3 separate regions of the Homo sapiens genome follow, and all the other regions are linked to region 1. Evidence: chromatin loops called from intact Hi-C (ENCODE). Cell type or tissue: mammary epithelial cell. All regions are shown on one strand. Each heading gives the region's core, and the rest is flanking DNA. Links, peaks and the distances in the headings are about the cores only.

Region 1 (5,494 bases), core at 1,190-3,689:
TAGGCATTAGACTCTCTCCTGTTATACAGCATAAGTGCTAGAGGCATAACACATGTACAAAGATGGTTAAAAATGCAAATGAAATATAACAACACATAAATCTCTATGGCCAGGGCTGACATCATTCAGCCTTTAAATGGCTACTCATTGAGTAAAGACACTATGCTAGCTAATTTAAAAATTAATTTAGATCTTGTAAGCACTTAAAAAACCAGAATGCATTAATATGAATCTTGCAAACAATAGAGGTTCCATTGTGATCACTTACACTCTATTTCCTGGTATAAATTAGAGTAGGAATGGAGAGGAATATTACAAATCCACATCTTTAAAAAAATCAACAATCACAACTCATTTGGGTAAAAGGACAATTTCTGCTTTTGTCAGTTCCCTTTAGAAAGTTAACCTGTTGGTTATCAGAGAAGGGGGACACTGAACACACAGAAAACTAACCTTCTTCTGGCAGCTGGGGATAATTTGTCAGTTTCCTTTGAAATGTGGCTTTGTGCTCACTGGTGAAGGCAGCTGGAACAGAAAAAGCATGACAGACAAAAGCTGAAATCCACATGAAGAAAGGTCTTTTTCCCAAAAACTACTGCCTGAGTTAGCAACGGTCAGAACAGAAAGTACATGCGTATCTTCCCAGCAACAAGCATATCTGGTACTAGAGAAGGCCCCCTATGTGACAGGAGGCATTTAGAATGGCTGTAGCCTTGAATAGGGCTGCTGGACAGCATTTGAGCAAACCTTCCCAACCCCATGAAAAATCACACCCTCAAATTAAATCCGTCTAAAACTGTGACTAAAGAAATGAAAGTATTATGTTTTTCAATCAGTCCAAAGCATTTACTATTCTGAAAAAGAAGACCTACTTACTATATAGTGGATGATGGTGCAAGAAGTAGAGGTTTCAGTATATGATTTTCAGTTAAAAAGTAACCAATAGAATAACTAAAAATAATGCTATCAAACTGGAAACAACTGAAATGGTCTGCAACTGGTGAATGGATAAGCTGTGGTACATCCATGCAGTGGAGTACTATTCAGCAATACAAAAGAATGAACAACACATACATGAATCTCAAAATAGTTATACTGAGTGAAAGAAGTCAGTATCAAAGGGTTATATAGTATATGATTCAATTTCTGGGCATTCTGGAAAAGACAAAATTGTAGCAACAAAACAGATCAGTGTAGGGGGTAAAGGGAGAAGCCAATTACAAAGGGCAGCATGAGGGGATTTGGGGGGTAATGGAACTGTTCTATATCATGATTGTGGTGGCAGTTACATGACTTTATGTATTTGCCTAAACTCATAGAGCTGTACACCAAAAAAGTAAATTTTTAAAATAGCATGCTATTTTAAAAAGTGAATTTTTAAAAATCTCATAAAATATTGCTATCAACCATGGGGAGGCAGAAGAAAGAGAGGCAGTTGGGAGTAATGTTAAGTGAGCTAAATCTTCCATTTTTATAACAGGAGTTAATAGATAATGTCCAAAATGGATAAATCAAGAATGGGAACAGAGTAATATTTAGAGATTCAGAAGTAACTATCAGATGAATTGCCAACAGAATCTGTTAAAAAATGGTTGCCTCTGAGGAGTGGGACTGGGGATGGGGAGGAGTGGGGCAGAGAACTGTTGTTTTTTATTATCAGCTCTCTGTATTTTATATATATATATATATATATATATATATATATATATATATATATTTTTTTTTTTTTTTTTTTTTTTTTTTTTTTTTTTCTTTTTTGAGACAGAGTCTTGCTCTGTCACCCAGGCTGGAGTGCAGTGGCATGATCTCCACTCACTGCAAGCTCCACCTCCCAGGTTCACGCCATTCTCCTGCCTCAGCCTCCCGAGTAGCTGGGACTACAGGTGCCCGCCACCACGCCTGGGTATTTTGTATTTTTAGTAGAGATGGGGTTTCACCGTGTTAGCCAGGATGGTCTCGATCCCCTGACCTCGTGATCCACCCGCCTCAGCCTCCCAAAGTGCTGGGATTACAGGTGTGAGCAACCGCACCCAGCTGCCTATTTGATATTTTTAAACCATGCTCATGTATTACTTGATTTAAAAATAAATGTAGTGGAAAATGCACTGGACTGGGAATCCAGAAACCTGATCTCTAACCCTAATTCTGCACTAATTGATCAAATCCCTTCCCCTTTCTGGACCTTGGTTTCTACATCTGTATGATAAAGGGGTTGGACTATACGATGTTTAAGGTCCCTTTCATACCTAAAGAAAATTATAAAATTAGATTACTTACATATCCACAATTCTTTGTTAAATGCCAAGCTATGAAACATGCATTTTTATTTTTAAAGCCGTAAGAGACTAACTCATCAAATTCAACTGTCTCTTTTCAACTGCTGAAGAAACCAAGACACAGATTCACTAAAAGATTCACTTGGAATGACAGTTAATTGGCAACAGAGCTAGGACTAGAGCTCAGGGCTCCTCATGGCTCTTTCTGTTGCACCACACAGCTTCTCCTAGGCCTAATGGAATCAGTCCTGGGCACCAGGGCTGACAAAAATTCCCTTGGACAACACCAGGGGTGTAATTCACATGCTGAAATGGTTTCATTGGCCTGGGAGATGAGTCAGAATTTTGGAAGTGGTCCCTGACATAAGCATGTATGATGCAATACCATAGGCATTCCAAAGTTGATCAAGGCTATGTTAAAATTCCAATTTTAGGATTCCATTCCCTAATAATTGTCCAATAAGCTGCCCTTGGCAGCTACTGCCAGCCTACTGACTTCCCCTTTTGTGTGACAGGAATCCCACTACTCAGAAATATCACCATTCACATTCTGATGTAAAACAATGGGCTCATCCGTTTTTTCTCATCAGCCTTTCATCTCTAGGGCCTCTCAGCTTGTGGCATGATTCACTGAAATACATCAAACATGACAGAAGATGCAAGCATTTGGAAACTTACATCAGCCATCATCAAATTAAAAAGGTATCTTGATATGATTTAGCAATCATCCTTGGAAGAGAGTTGAAACAGACCCCTGACTTTGACCACACCATCTTCCTAGGGAAGACCTTCCATGTTGACCAGTAAGCAAGCTAAAAGTATGTGTTTTGCCAACCATTTCCTCCCCCTTTGCTGGGGCCTGCAGGCTCACTTGCCCCTCATCGCACAAGGTCTGGGGTTTACAGAATAAGGACACCATTATGCAGGGCTATCATTCTTCCTTAGTGGAAACAACACTGCCCTTTGTAAGCTCCCAGCTAACTTCAAAGGGTGTGGCTATCTTTCTGTGCTCCAAGGGAAGCCTCCTCGGGAAACATTGCTCACAGTGCCTTTCCAGTTCTAGAATCTTCTTGAGCTGATAGTCAGAGCAGGCATTTTCAGGCAGCACCCCCACCCCTGCACCCCCCATTGGTGCTTTGTCTACTTTAGAGGCCAGATTGTGTTTTTTAAAACCTACTTGGAAAGCATTTGTTTGCCAACTTTTGTGCTCCCCTCCTATCAGTGCTCCCTCTCCAGCCTGGCTTTCTGCCCAGTTCTGAATCTTGCCTTACCTACTGCCTGGCGTTTACTTCACAACAGCTGGCCCAGGGATCTCAAGTACTTAGTCTCAGCTGCCAGCTTAGGGAAGGAGAGGCCCCTGTAGTTGAGCCTGTGACAAAGACAGCATTTGTTTCCACACCGGTATTTTCAATGTCAACAGCAGTGACAGGCTCCAAAGGGGATCATACCCAGTCACTGCCCACTTGGTGAGAACTCCACAAGCTCAGGGATGTCCATTCATCCAGCTTCAGCTCTCCCCGCAATGCTATGAGATGACTAGAGACCACTAATAAGATTCCCATTTTTATTTGCCCATGGGGAAAGGAGACAAATGGCTGGAGACTGGGGGACTCGTCTAAAGGAATTAATGATCATTTTGTTCACAAGAAGAATCAGGATAGCTGAGTCTGACAAATGTTGGTTTCTGTGATTTATCCATTTGTGTAGCTAAAAAGTGCTATCAGCTGGCTTGCTCATCATTGAGTGACCTGAAGTGATGGATGATGGAGAGGAGGTTGCTGTGAGGGTAGAGGTGGCTCAGTACCCTGCAGGAGCAATGCAAAGAGAGACTGTGCCCAAGACCATCTCCCCGGGGGGGATGGGTGGCATTCCTGCCTTCCTTCCACCAACAAATGTTGACTGTGCCATGCACTGGGATGACAGAGATGACTCAGATGTGCCCTTGTCCTCAATGTGTTCATGGTTGGATGAGGAGAACACCAGTCTTACTCTAGTGACTGAAGGCTAAGACAAAGACTCCAGCCTCAAACTTGAGGAAGGAAGTTCATGTTTCTTCCTGGGTTGGCCAATAGAAAGTGGTATTTGTGGCCGGGCATGGTGGCTCACGCTTGTAATCCCAGCACTTTGGGAAGCCGAGGCGGGTGGATCACGAGGTCAAGAGATCAAGACCATCCTGGCCAATATGGTGAAACCCTGTCTCTACTAGAGATACAAAAAAATTAGCTGGGTGTGGTGGCATGCACCTGTAGTCCCAGCTACTCAGGAGGCTGAGGCAGGAGAATCGCTTGATCCTGGGAGGCGGAGGCTGCAGTGAGCCAAAATCGCACCACTGCACTCCAGCCCGGGTGACAGAGTGAGACTCCATCTCAAAAAAAAAAAAAAGTTGTATTTGTGTAGTTTTTCTAACTGTAGTGATGTGCGTGTGCTGAATTACTCACTTGGATTCTCCTCCTTGAGAGTAGGGTTCATTTTGTCACTAATCTGGCTAGATTGCTTATCATAATGCTTAAAAATATAGCTTTAAACATACAAGTGGCCAATAAACATGTGAAAAAAACACTCAACATCACTAATCAGAGAAACACAAATTAAAACCACAATGAGATACCATCTTACACCAGTCAGAATGGCTATAATTAAAAAGAAAAATAGATGTTGGTGAGGATGTGGAGAAAAGGGAATGCTTATGTACTGTTGGTTAGAATGTAAATTAGCACAACTTAAGGAAAACAGTAGGGATAGTTCTGAAAGAACAAAAAATAGAAATGTCATTTGATCCATTCTCAAAGAACTAAAATTAGAAATATCATTCGATCCAGGAGTCCCACTACTGGGTATCTACCTACAGGGAAATAAATCATTATATGACAAAGATACTTGCACTCATGTTTATCACTGCACTATTCACAATAGCAAAGATAATGGAACCAACCTAAGCGTCCATCAGTGGTGGATTGGATAAAGAAAATATGGTAGCTATACATCATGGAACACTACCCAGCCATAAAAAAGAATGAAATCATGTGTTTTGCAGAAAATTGCCTATTGTGTACAATGTTCACTATTCGAGTGATGAGTACATCAAAAGCCCAAACTCCACCATGGTACAATATATGCATGTAGGAAGTCTGCACTTGTACCCTCTACATCTGTACAAAATATTTTAAAATATAGCTTCAAGATGTAATTAAAGTCACATATCAGCTGATTTTGAGTTA
Region 2 (5,494 bases), core at 1,406-3,905, 85 kb after region 1:
TTGAAACCCAGTCCTGCTTAGGGTAGGTCAGCAGTGATTAGCTTTGTTAAGGCAGGACAGCACTTATGTTATTGTAACTTTTTAAAGATCCTCCTTCAACCTCTTGTGAATCATAGCAGAAGGCAATGGGTCTTAGTTTAAGTCTCTGCATTGGCCACCTGTACAGACTGCCATGTGTTCAGGGCCAGCGCCGAGGCTTGATAAATTTGGGAAGAAGCCCAGGCTTCTCTTGGTTGCTCCCTTCTAGAGCCCCAATTTCTGCTTGTCTCTTGTCCTGTTTCTTCTTCCAATATGACAAAGAATCATGGTTCTTAGCCTTCATCTTGGAAACCAATGGGATGAATTAATCCCGACACAGAATTGGGTGGTAATGCAAGAAGAGATGATAGTCTACTCTTTCAAGAGACTTGCAATCTAACAAGGGGTAAATGCAAATCATAAAGCTTCTCATTGCCCCTCAAATCCTGTGCCACTCTTAAGATCAATGTTTTAGTGGAAAGATATTATGAAAGGGATATTAGCATCATGGCTCTGTCACAGATCAGTCATGGCAGGGCTAGATAGAATCAAAGTGCAAATTCAAAATCATTGGAAATGCCCAAGAAAAAAATGTGTGTTACAATTTCTTAATTCAAAAGCATCTAAAGAGTAACTGTAAACTTCCTGCCAAAACAAAACTCTCCCCTTGCCCATGTTAAGGGTAGAAAACATCTTTCTAGTTTCCTTTAGGCCAAGCTTGTCCAACTCACAGTTCGTGGGCCACATGTGGCCCAGGATGGCTTTGAATGGGGCCCAACACAATTTGTAAACTTTTTTAAAACCTTACGAGTTTTTGTGTGTGTGATTTTTTTTAAGCTCATCAGCTATCATTAGCGTTAGTGTATTTTATATGTGGCTCAAGACAATTTTTCCTCTTTCAATGTGGCCCAGGGAAGCCAAAAGATTGGACACCCCTGCTTTAGGCCATCAGTGGAGTCTGCCTTAGGGGGCAGATGTAAGGGCCTCTAGGAACTTCACTGCTCAAAAAAATGATGTGAGAGTCTGCTGGTTGCTAGGGTTGATCTGGGTGCTTTTGGCTAGCTAGGTTATACCCCTGTCTTTCCTATCACTTTATGATGAAGGTTGATGTGGTGGAAAGAGTGCCAGACTCGGGTTTGTGCCTTAGTGGAATCTACTTAACCTCTTTAAACGTCACTTTTCTAATCTGTACAATGAAGGGAATAATAGTACTTACCTCATAAGTTTGTTTTAGGACTGAGATAACATATATATATATATATATATATATATATATATATATATATATATATATATATAGCACCTAGCACAACGTCTGACACATTGTCAATTCTCAATACACAATCGTTATTATGAGTCTTAGTGACGCCTCACAGTGGGGACCTGGAGCTGTGCTAGCTCTGGGAACTTAGAGCCTGTAGACTATCAAAAGTGCTGTGAGAAGAGAGAAGACAGGAAGAATGGTGGAAGGGCTAAAAGAGAAACTTCACAAGTTTTCCTGATGACCGGCTCAGACTCCAAGAAAGAATTAAAAGAAAAGGCTCCCACAGTCCTTCTCTCTGTAAAAATGTCCAGAACCTCTGTGAAACCTGCTGTTTTCGCCAATTCAGACAGTTTATTGTAGTTTGACTCATAGAAATCAGAGATGAATTTTTTGGGTTAGCAAGTCCAAGAGTTTTGTCAGTTATGCTTAAGGAGGTATAGCCTTTCATTCACTGAGCAAGTATGTAACAGACAACAGAGCAAATATTGTCCACTCTCCCGTTCTCACTTTGTCAAATTATGTGGTATTACATGATGTCCTGATATGAATCATTCAGGCAGCTGCCATCCTGCATTAATTGCAGAAGAGCTGGATTCCATACAAGGTGTTCCCAAAGGTTCATTACTAAATACTCATCCAGCAGTTCTTTGAAAGGTTGTATTGGGTGACAAGGACACTAAATCCTTCTATGCATTAAAGCTCCAAGAAAAGACAACTGGAAATTACACCATGGTTTTTCTCTTTTTTCTTTCCAGAAGAGAAAATTTATAATTACTCACTTGGGCCAATCCCCACCCTTTCCTTGATGTTTTCTGGCTTTTAAGGCATTTAAATGCTTGTTCTCTTGCGTTCAAAGTCTTACACCACAATTTCTTTATGAAAACAATATGTCTTTCAAATTAATGCTAAACAAAAATGAATATGTCACTAGAACACCATCCTTGTGTAAAGTATCCATATTTAAAATGAGAGTTTAACGGCCTCTTTCCTGTAACCCAAGGGCCAATCTCATATTTCAAGCTGCTTGGAAACTACCTTTACTTGGATGTTTCTTTACCACCTCCAACTCTTTATGTCCAAAACCAAATGTTTCACCTTTGCCCCACATTATTTCTTCTTCCTTTGTTTTTCATTTCAGTTAAGGGCACTACTATGACTCTATCGTCCAGGCTTAAGAATCTTGAATCTGTCCTTTCATGAATGACTAAGTTCTGGCTGTTCTGCCTTTGACTTGCCTTTGAATGAGTCACTGATTTACCTTTGCCTCTTTATTCTTATTCCCACCATCCCAGTTCTGGTCCCTGTCATACCATGGCTGGATTCCTAGAAGAGCCCACTCACTGGTCTGGTTTCATTATATGCATCCTGTTGGTCACTGCTAGATTAACCTTTCTACAAGCCTGCTTTCACCATGTCACGCCTGTGCTCAAAATTCTACAAGGGCTGCCTATTGTTTACTATATCAAGTCCAAATTAATGTATTGTTCGAGAGGCTTCTATTACTTCAAAACATAACTGCTCCAGTTAGGGTTCCATTTTCACTATCTCCATACAAACCAGAAACCAAATTCATTTTTGCTGATAGAGTTTTGTGTTCATGCCCGTTTTCATCTCCTCTGACTTACAAATCCTTCCATCTTTAAGGGCCTTCATCAAGTCCTACTTCCTCCATCAAGCCCTCCCCAACTTCTCTAGCACCCACGGGTGTCTCCTGTGTCTGTTGCCGACACCGTGATATTTGAGCAATGAATCAGATGATATAAATTTGAAAATACTGACAGAGTTGGGAGACCTGGATATCAGTACTGGCCCTGCCACTGACTCAATGTGTGATGTTGGGCAAGTCCCTGCCCTTCTCTGAGCCTTGGTGCCCTCCTAAGTAAAATGAGGGAGTCAAACTACAATCATTTCTCAAACACCAGTCACTTGCACAGCACTTTCCTGATTGCCATATCTGCAGTCCGTCTCTACTTTTACCAACTTTAAACTTCTCTATCTTGCTTTTTAAAGTACATTTTATTGTGGTAAAATATACATAACATAAAATTTACCATTTTAAACATTTTAAGTGTACAATTCAGTGGCATTTGGTACATCACAATGTTGTGCAACCATCACCACCATCTATCTCCAGAACTCTTTTTATTTTCCCCAACTGAAACTCTGTCTTCATAAACACTAACTCCCCATTTCTCCCTCCCTGCAGCCCCTGACAACCACCACTCTACTGTCTCTATAAATTTGACTACTCTAGGTATCTCATATGAGTGAGATCCTTCAGTATTTTGTGTCTGGTATATTTCACTTAGCATAATGTCCTCAAGGTTCATCCATGTTGTAGCATGTGTCAGAATTAAATACACTTTTAATGAAAGAAAAGTATCATATCTGGGAAATCATAGTTTTGTGGAATGGTTATGGTCTTTCTAATACACACTAAAATAAACATATAATTAAAATATGAAGTTTGTGTGTTCCCAGTCCCAAGAGTACTGTGCCTCCCACTCTTCCAGAAACACCTGACTTGTTCACATATATGAGAAGATATGGATCACTGGGGCAGTGGTTTTCAAACATGGCTGATTATTAGAATCCCTCAGGTGGCTTTGAGAAAATACCAAGACAATATCCCAGACCTGCTGAGTCAGAATCTCTGGGGATGACCTGGAAGTCTCTGTGTTAACAAGCTCCTGAGGTATTTTTGGTGATCAACCAGGTTTGGAAGTCACTGTTCCATGGCTGACTTGAAGACAGGGCTCCAGGTCTACACCTTTTTTATATTTCCAATAGTGCAGGGCACAGAGGTCACACTCAAAAATATCATATTGATGGCTCATACCTGTAATCCCAGCACTTTGGGAGGCTGAGGCGGGTGGATCACGAGGTCAGGAGATCCGAAACCATCCTGGCTAACATGGTGAAACCCCGTCTCTACTAAAAATACAAAAAATTAGCTGGGCATGGTGGCAATGGTGGCACACACCTTTAGTCCCAGCTATTCAGGAGGCTGAGGGAGGAGACTTGCTTGAATCCGGGAGGCGGAGATTGCAGTGAGCCGAAATCGCGCCACTGCACTCCAGCCTGGGCGACAGAGCAAGATTCCGTCTCAAAAAAAAAAAAAAAAAAAAAAAAAAAAAAAAAAATATATATATATATATATATATATATATATATATATATATATATATGTATATATCATATTGACTGATATATTGAGAATCTCCAGAAATAGAAAGGAGACAAGACTTTAACTTCTTTCTTTTGAGCAGTGTTTCTTTTTTCTTTTTTTTTTTTTCACAAGTTCCTCTGTAAAATGGGGGTAATACCACCTACCTTACAGGGCTGCTGTGACTCAAATCTGATACATGTGGAGAAGCTATGGCTGTTACTATAAAAATTTCTTGTACATATCCTCTGAGGCCAGCATCATGCCAGGAGTTGTGGAAGAGTGGCAAGAAGTTTAAAACATGATTCCTGCTCTCACAGAGCTCAGGATCTGTTCGAGGAAACCAAACCAACCCAGATGGAACAAATGAGGAGCAATGACTTCCGAGCAGGGCAGGAATTCAAGCCAGGTGTGCTCTGGGCAAGCTTCATGGGTAAGACTTGAGCTGAGCCTTGAAGGAAAAATAAGATTTGGAGAGAGAAGCAGGAGAGGCCAGAATATTCCAAGAGAAAGGAACGGCATCAGACGTGGCTGAGGCGGTTACCCATGTGGTATATTTGAGTTGGCCCAATAAGGCTTGTCTCATCACACAACATGCCGAAATAACTCTGGAAATTTGACTGTTTAGAATTCTGTTCCTTAGGACGGCCCTTCTGGAAATGTAAACACACCTGGCTAGTTCGTGTATGACCTCACTTACACCTTAGTGTGCATTAGTTAAATAAGAATGCGTTCTCTCTAGCAGCTAGATGAGATGGGGGGCACTGAGGGATGAGACTCTGATTGGTAGAGGCCTAAGAAGGGGTCATTTTGAGCCATGGAAACAGTTTCTTCTGGGAATTCAGAAAACAGCCTGGGAGCCTGGAGAAGGTGGCAAGTGGGAGAGTTCTGAATTGTCAGCAACGACATCACTTTGAACATGAGCAAGGGACAAGTCCTAACCAGAATCCATTTCAAGCAGCTTCTTTTGTTGATGTGCTTGGAGGCTTTTGCAAACCAGGATAACATGCAGATGTATATTAGAAAAGCTTTGCACTTCCACATTG
Region 3 (5,494 bases), core at 1,164-3,663, 66 kb after region 1:
GAATGTTCATAGCAGCAGTATTCTCAATAGCCATAAAGTGGAAACAACCCAAATGCCCATCAACAGACAAATGGATAAACAAAATGTGGTATAGTCATATTATTCAGCCATAAACAGGAATGAAGGACTAATGCATACTACAACATGGATGAACCTTGAAAACATGATGCTAAGTGAAAGAAGCCAGACACAAAGATCACATATACACGATTCCATTTATATGAGATATCCAGAATAGGCAAATCCATACAGACAGAAAGAGATTAGGAACTGCCAGAGGATGGAGTGGGGAGAGAATGGGAAGGACTGTTTAATGGGTACAGTTTCTTTCTGGAGTAATGACAATATTCTGGAACTAGTGATGATGGTTGCACAACTCTAAACCTAAAGTCACACATCTATGAAATGGTAGGGCTAAGATGTCAGTCCATTCAGTCTTACTCCAGCACCCACACCCAGAGTCACTCTGTCTAGAGTTGGATGCTCAGACTTATAATTCAGTATTCTGGATCCTGGGCATCATGTTCTAGTTTTATTTTTTTAAGGGATGTCTGCTTTTTTCCTCAAAAGGGCCTCTAAGGGCCCTGGGAAGGACTAGTGATGGGTCTAAATCCGGCCATAATGGCCAGCTCACACTTGTCTATAGGAATTCCACACAGGTGAAGCTTTCACACAAAGGTTTCAAGGCTGAAGACAGAAAATTCTAGGACCGGGAAAGACTTCCTTCTGGCCTCCCCAAATTTCCCTGAGATTGGGGCAGGATGGGCTAAGTGTGAACACTCCACACAAAGAGGAGCCAAGCCCTCTCCCACCCTACCCACCTCCCCCAGTGAGCAAGTACATTGTGGTCTTTAACCAAAACCAAATGAGAAGTAGTGGCTACACTGGGTGGCAACAGAGCAGGCAGGCCCAGCGAAAATGGGTCTGGCCTTTGAAAATGGCCTCCCAGAGGCTGCCTCCCAACGTGGGGCCTTCGGCATTGTTCTGGCCTTTGTGGTTCCTGGAAATCACCCACAGCAGGATCTGTTAGGCCTGAATACCCATCCACAAGGGCAGGAGGGAGAGGTGTGTGAGTTATTAGGGGTTACCTCTTTTTCTGGCCCATCCCATCTTTCCAGGATCTTCCCTATGGTCTTCCTAGTTTCATGTGGTTCAATTAAGTCCGCCCACATCTCTGGAGTGCCCACTCTGAGAATTCAGGGATGATTTGACTCACCTGCCCTCAAAGAGTTCACTTTCCAGTGGGATATATTTTGGAGCCAGAAAGCTTGGGTTCAAATCCTGATTTCATCATTCCCTAGCCGTGTGATGTTGGGCAAGTTACTTAACCTCTGAATTTCCCAGGGCCCTCATCAATAAAATCAAGATACTGATGTTAATATGTGTAAAGAAGGTAGAACAGTGACTTGCGCATTGTAAGCTGGAGATGGGTGTGAGCTCTTATTCTCTAGAGTGAGAAATGCTGTGGTTGGAGAAAACACAACACTTGGTGGGGGAGCACAGAGGAGAAGGCCAAACTCAGACAGACGGAATACAGGAAGGCTTTCCAAATGAGGTGATCCCGGAGGGGAGCCTTGCAGAATGGGTAGGAGTTAGGAGAGGGAAGCAGTGGGGAAAGAGCACTTGGGATGGGGAAAGGGGCATGAGCAGTGGTAGAGTGGCTGAGAACTGCCTGGTGTGAGCGGGATGCTGGGGCAGCTTGGTGTTTCTGGAGCTGGAGGTCCGCAGTAGCGGAAGACAAGGCTGAAGCGGGTGGTGGGCTTGGCGGTGGAGGGGCCGTACACAGCCCGGCTACTCTCCCCGAAGTCTCCTGTTTCTCCCTCTGAGTCAGGCCAGTCTGCTCTTGGCCATGGGGCTTGCCCTGGATCTCGAAAGAACCTTGGCTGGGGTTCACAGGAGGCTGCAACCATCTCCAGGAAATGCCGAGGTGATGAGGATGGCTCTGCATACGGCTAATGTAACTGTCACTCCAGTCTCCCCACCCCACCCCCACCCTGAGAAACACATTTTTGTCTCTGTCTCTGGAAAACATGTGTGCAAGCAAAGTTTGGCTGGGTGGCAGCTGAAACTTTTTTTTTTGACAACAGAAAGGCACCAACAATCTGGCTCTTGCTACCTGGGAGCTCCCAGCCCAGCCTTCTATGTTCACCTGAAAAGCCCAACACCCCTGGGTGGTCCCATGCCACCCTGGGGACTGTCCTCCATGCATCTGTTTCCTGCTGACCTTACAGCAGAAATCCAGCAGGCAAAGGGACCCAACTGCCTCATGCCTGAGGAATGCCTCCCAAGCCCCCTCCCACCTCCTGCCTCCTAGCTTCCAGAACTCAACAGCTTGCCTCTTGTGGGTCAATGTTTGCAGAAAATGTTTGCAGACTTCATATCATGCCATTTCCAGGAATAATTAGCAGTCAGGCAGTCAGTCTCTCATTCAGGTCTGGTGAACTAAAACCTCAAGAATGTGGAGCTGGGTGGGGGTGGGAATGGGAGTGGGTGAGGTTTGGGGTGCTTGCCCATCTTGCCAGCCTGCCTAGCTGGCTGAGTTCACAAGCCACTGGATCCCAGTCCCTGAGCACACCACCAAGGAACCTGCTCTGACTGGCCTCCATGGAACACAGAATGACTGGTCATTTTGTTGTCCCATGAATGCCAAGTCACAGTGTAGCCTCCAGCCCTGCCATGCAAATAAGACAAGGAGATGCCTTAGCTCATGCAACTCATACCAAGAGCAAGCAGTCACGGGCACCTTTGCCAATCATGACCCATTGCCTTGAGGATTTGGTCTCTGCAAACTCCCTTCCCCCATTCTAACCTAACAAAGACCCTGCAGGTTTCAAGTTCCCAGCCCCAATTCAACCATATGGTGAGCAGTTGGGGATCTTTCTGAGAAGGCTGTTATCTGTAACATGCTTGGGAGTTCCTTGCATTATTTTACTGAGCCAAAGCATAATGTGATTGCCTTGCTTCTTCATTTGTTAAAAAAATTTTTAACCCCATGAGGTGAAACTCCTATGACATCTTGGGTGTCAGGCCTTCAACTTTTGGCTAAGACCAAGTTTCTCTCTGTGATAGCCCAGTGTTATAAGTTTTATAAACAGACCCCTGAGTAAATGCAAAGGACTTTCTGTCCTCCTAAATCACAAACTAGATCAATAGACTGGCATGACAGAGTATTTTTAGCAAAATAATATTTAACAGAAATAAATGTAAAATGTTATAATTTGGTCCAAAAAAATCAATTGCACTAATATAAAACAGGAGAAAACTGACCTAATGGTAAAACATGTTTAAAAGTGGGGAACAGGGGGGAAGGCTTAGGAGTGTCTGTTGACAGTCAGGTCACTGTAAGTCAATGTATGATGCGACCAGTTGTATTAGTCCGTTTTCACACTGCTATAAACAACTACCTAAGACTGGGTAATTTATGAAGAAAAGGGGTTTAATTGACTCATAGTTCCACAGGCTTAACAGGAAGCATGACTGGGAGGCCTCAGGAAACGTACAGTCATGGCGGAAGGTGAAGAGGAAGCAAGCACGTCTTACCATGGTAGAACAGGAGAGAGAGAGAGAGAGAGAGAGAGCAACAGGGAAAGTGCCACACACTTTTAAACCATCAGACCTCGTGAGAACTCACTCAGTATCAGGACAACAGCAAGGGAGAAATCCACCTCGTGATCCAATCACCTCCAACTAGGACCCTCTTCCAATCTGACACGAGATTTGGACAGAGACACAAATCCAAACCATATCACCAGTGAAACAAAAAGCAAAAATTGTTGTAAGTTGCATTCATAAGAGTCTAGTCTTCGGAATAAAGGAGTTCTGCCCTGACCTCATAAATCAAGCAAAACCCTCCCAAGTCATTGGGTTACATTTTGGGCACCACAAACCCATGGGCAAAGGCATACAGAGTGATAGAGCTGGGTGGAGAAAGTTCTGTTCCTTTATTATCTATCTCCTCACTAGAATGGAAACCCCAGGAGGGCAGGGAACCCATTTGTTTCATCCACTGCTGTATCCCCAGTACAAAGTACACTGCCTGTCATATAGTATAAGCTCAATAAATGAAACTGAGAGCCTGAATAAATGAAAAAAAATCCTTTTCAGAGCCATTCAAGAGTGTGAAACCATCTCTGGTGGTGACGACCCTACTATTGGAATAGTCCAAGGAGAGGAAGTATAGCTATTTGGTGTGGGAACTGTACAGGGGATTCCAGGATCATTAGATAACCTCGCAGGGTCCCCTGACAAATTCCAAGGGCTTATCATAACATCCTTTGTGGGGAATGCAGGGGCTGACGGGGTATCTCTGGGTGGTCCCAATACCCTAGCTAGCTGTGTGCTCAGAAGTCCATGAAGCCTGAGTTCTCTTGTGTACTTCCTTGTATACTCTCTCTTGCTCTCTCTTCCCTTCTATTTTGACGTTAAGTAGTGTCTCTGGAGCATCCTGTGGTAGCTGTACTAAAATCAGGCAATACTCAGTTATCTTCCTCTTTGATGGTAATGTTGGTGCTACTAATCTAATTAGCTGCTTGGAGGTACATCCCCACTCTCTGAAGAAAAATACCCTTGATCAATATGAACCTCAATAAGAACTGATGATTCTGATGAAACAGAGCAAAGGATTCTTTCATAAGTCATAAATGTTACCCCAAAAGGGGGCTCCATTTGAAAAAAAATCCACAATATACTATTGAACAAGTTAGGGGCTGATTATTTACTATACATAAGTTGCTGCACTAACAATGCCCTGTAATAGGCAACCGGCTGGTGGGTGAGAAGATTTCAGAATGGATCTGGTGTTTTTCCTCCTTATTGAATGTACTTCTAGGCACCTCCATAAATCCTGTCATTTCAGAGACTCCTTCAGCTATATACTATTAGAGGCAAACTCAAGACTTACTGAGTACTTTGTCAAGGCTCAAACTCCTTATGTAAGTCACAAAAATATGGATTTTCCCCCTCTGTGTCTGCTTAAACTGTAATAGCCATTTTGGAGAATCCAGTAAGTGCTAACAGGGGAAAAGGTGAGAAAGAGAGAAACATCTCAGGCTTGTGAACTTGCTGAAATTAAACTGGGTGAGCCTCTGCAGGCTAAAGTATTTTTAAAATGAAAGAAAAAGAGAAAGGAAAGAAGGAAGACAGGGGAGGAGAGAAGGAAGAAGAGGAAAGAGGGAGGGAGGAGAAGGAAAGGAAAGAATGGAGGAAAGGAGAGAGGGAGGGAAGGAGGGAGGGAGGAATGGAGGAAGGGAAGAAGGAAGGAAGGAGGGAGAGAAGGAAGGAAGGAGGGAAGGGGAAGGGAAGGGAAGGAGGGAGGGAGGAAGGAAGGAAGAGACAGAAGGGAGAGAGAGGGGAGACAGGGAAAAGGGAAATTTGAGTGTATTTGTGTGACAGGATGTGAGGAAGAAAATGGCCCATCATTCTGTGGCCATTTCTTTTCAGCCTAGAAACTCTGTCATGTGAAAGTCTCATCATAGTCTCAATTTTTTTTTTTTTA

What was found. Peaks named below come from ENCODE experiments on the same cell type or tissue, not always from the same donor. Only the 100,000 strongest peaks of a DNase experiment are listed, where the experiment ranks them.
Region 2: a loop joins it to region 1, with 11 times the contacts of the local background. A loop is called at or near these places in 2 of 110 quality-filtered maps.
Region 3: it touches region 1 in a loop (7-fold over the local background); 3 of 110 quality-filtered maps call a loop at or near these places.

The regions. Positions count from the first base shown.
Region 1 is chrX:134,601,598-134,607,091 of GRCh38, forward strand. It overlaps PLAC1 (placenta enriched 1), which reads right to left. Exons shown (of 3, transcript NM_021796.4): 2 at 454-525. Among named protein-coding and RNA genes, the nearest start is that of PLAC1, 54 kb to the right of the region's middle. RefSeq lists an enhancer at 2,359-3,558. In mammary epithelial cell, for the core only: a CTCF peak has its summit at 2,554; a DNase peak (open chromatin) is centred at 2,604; H3K27ac peaks cover 1,543 bases.
Region 2 is chrX:134,686,552-134,692,045 of GRCh38, forward strand. It overlaps a transcript of PLAC1 not described here. Among named protein-coding and RNA genes, the nearest start is that of PLAC1, 31 kb to the left of the region's middle. In mammary epithelial cell, for the core only: no CTCF peak of the experiment used is centred there; DNase peaks (open chromatin) are centred at 1,780 and 2,510; H3K27ac peaks cover 1,456 bases.
Region 3 is chrX:134,668,038-134,673,531 of GRCh38, forward strand. It overlaps a transcript of PLAC1 not described here. Among named protein-coding and RNA genes, the nearest start is that of PLAC1, 12 kb to the left of the region's middle. In mammary epithelial cell, for the core only: no CTCF peak of the experiment used is centred there; DNase peaks (open chromatin) are centred at 1,894 and 2,504; H3K27ac peaks cover 827 bases.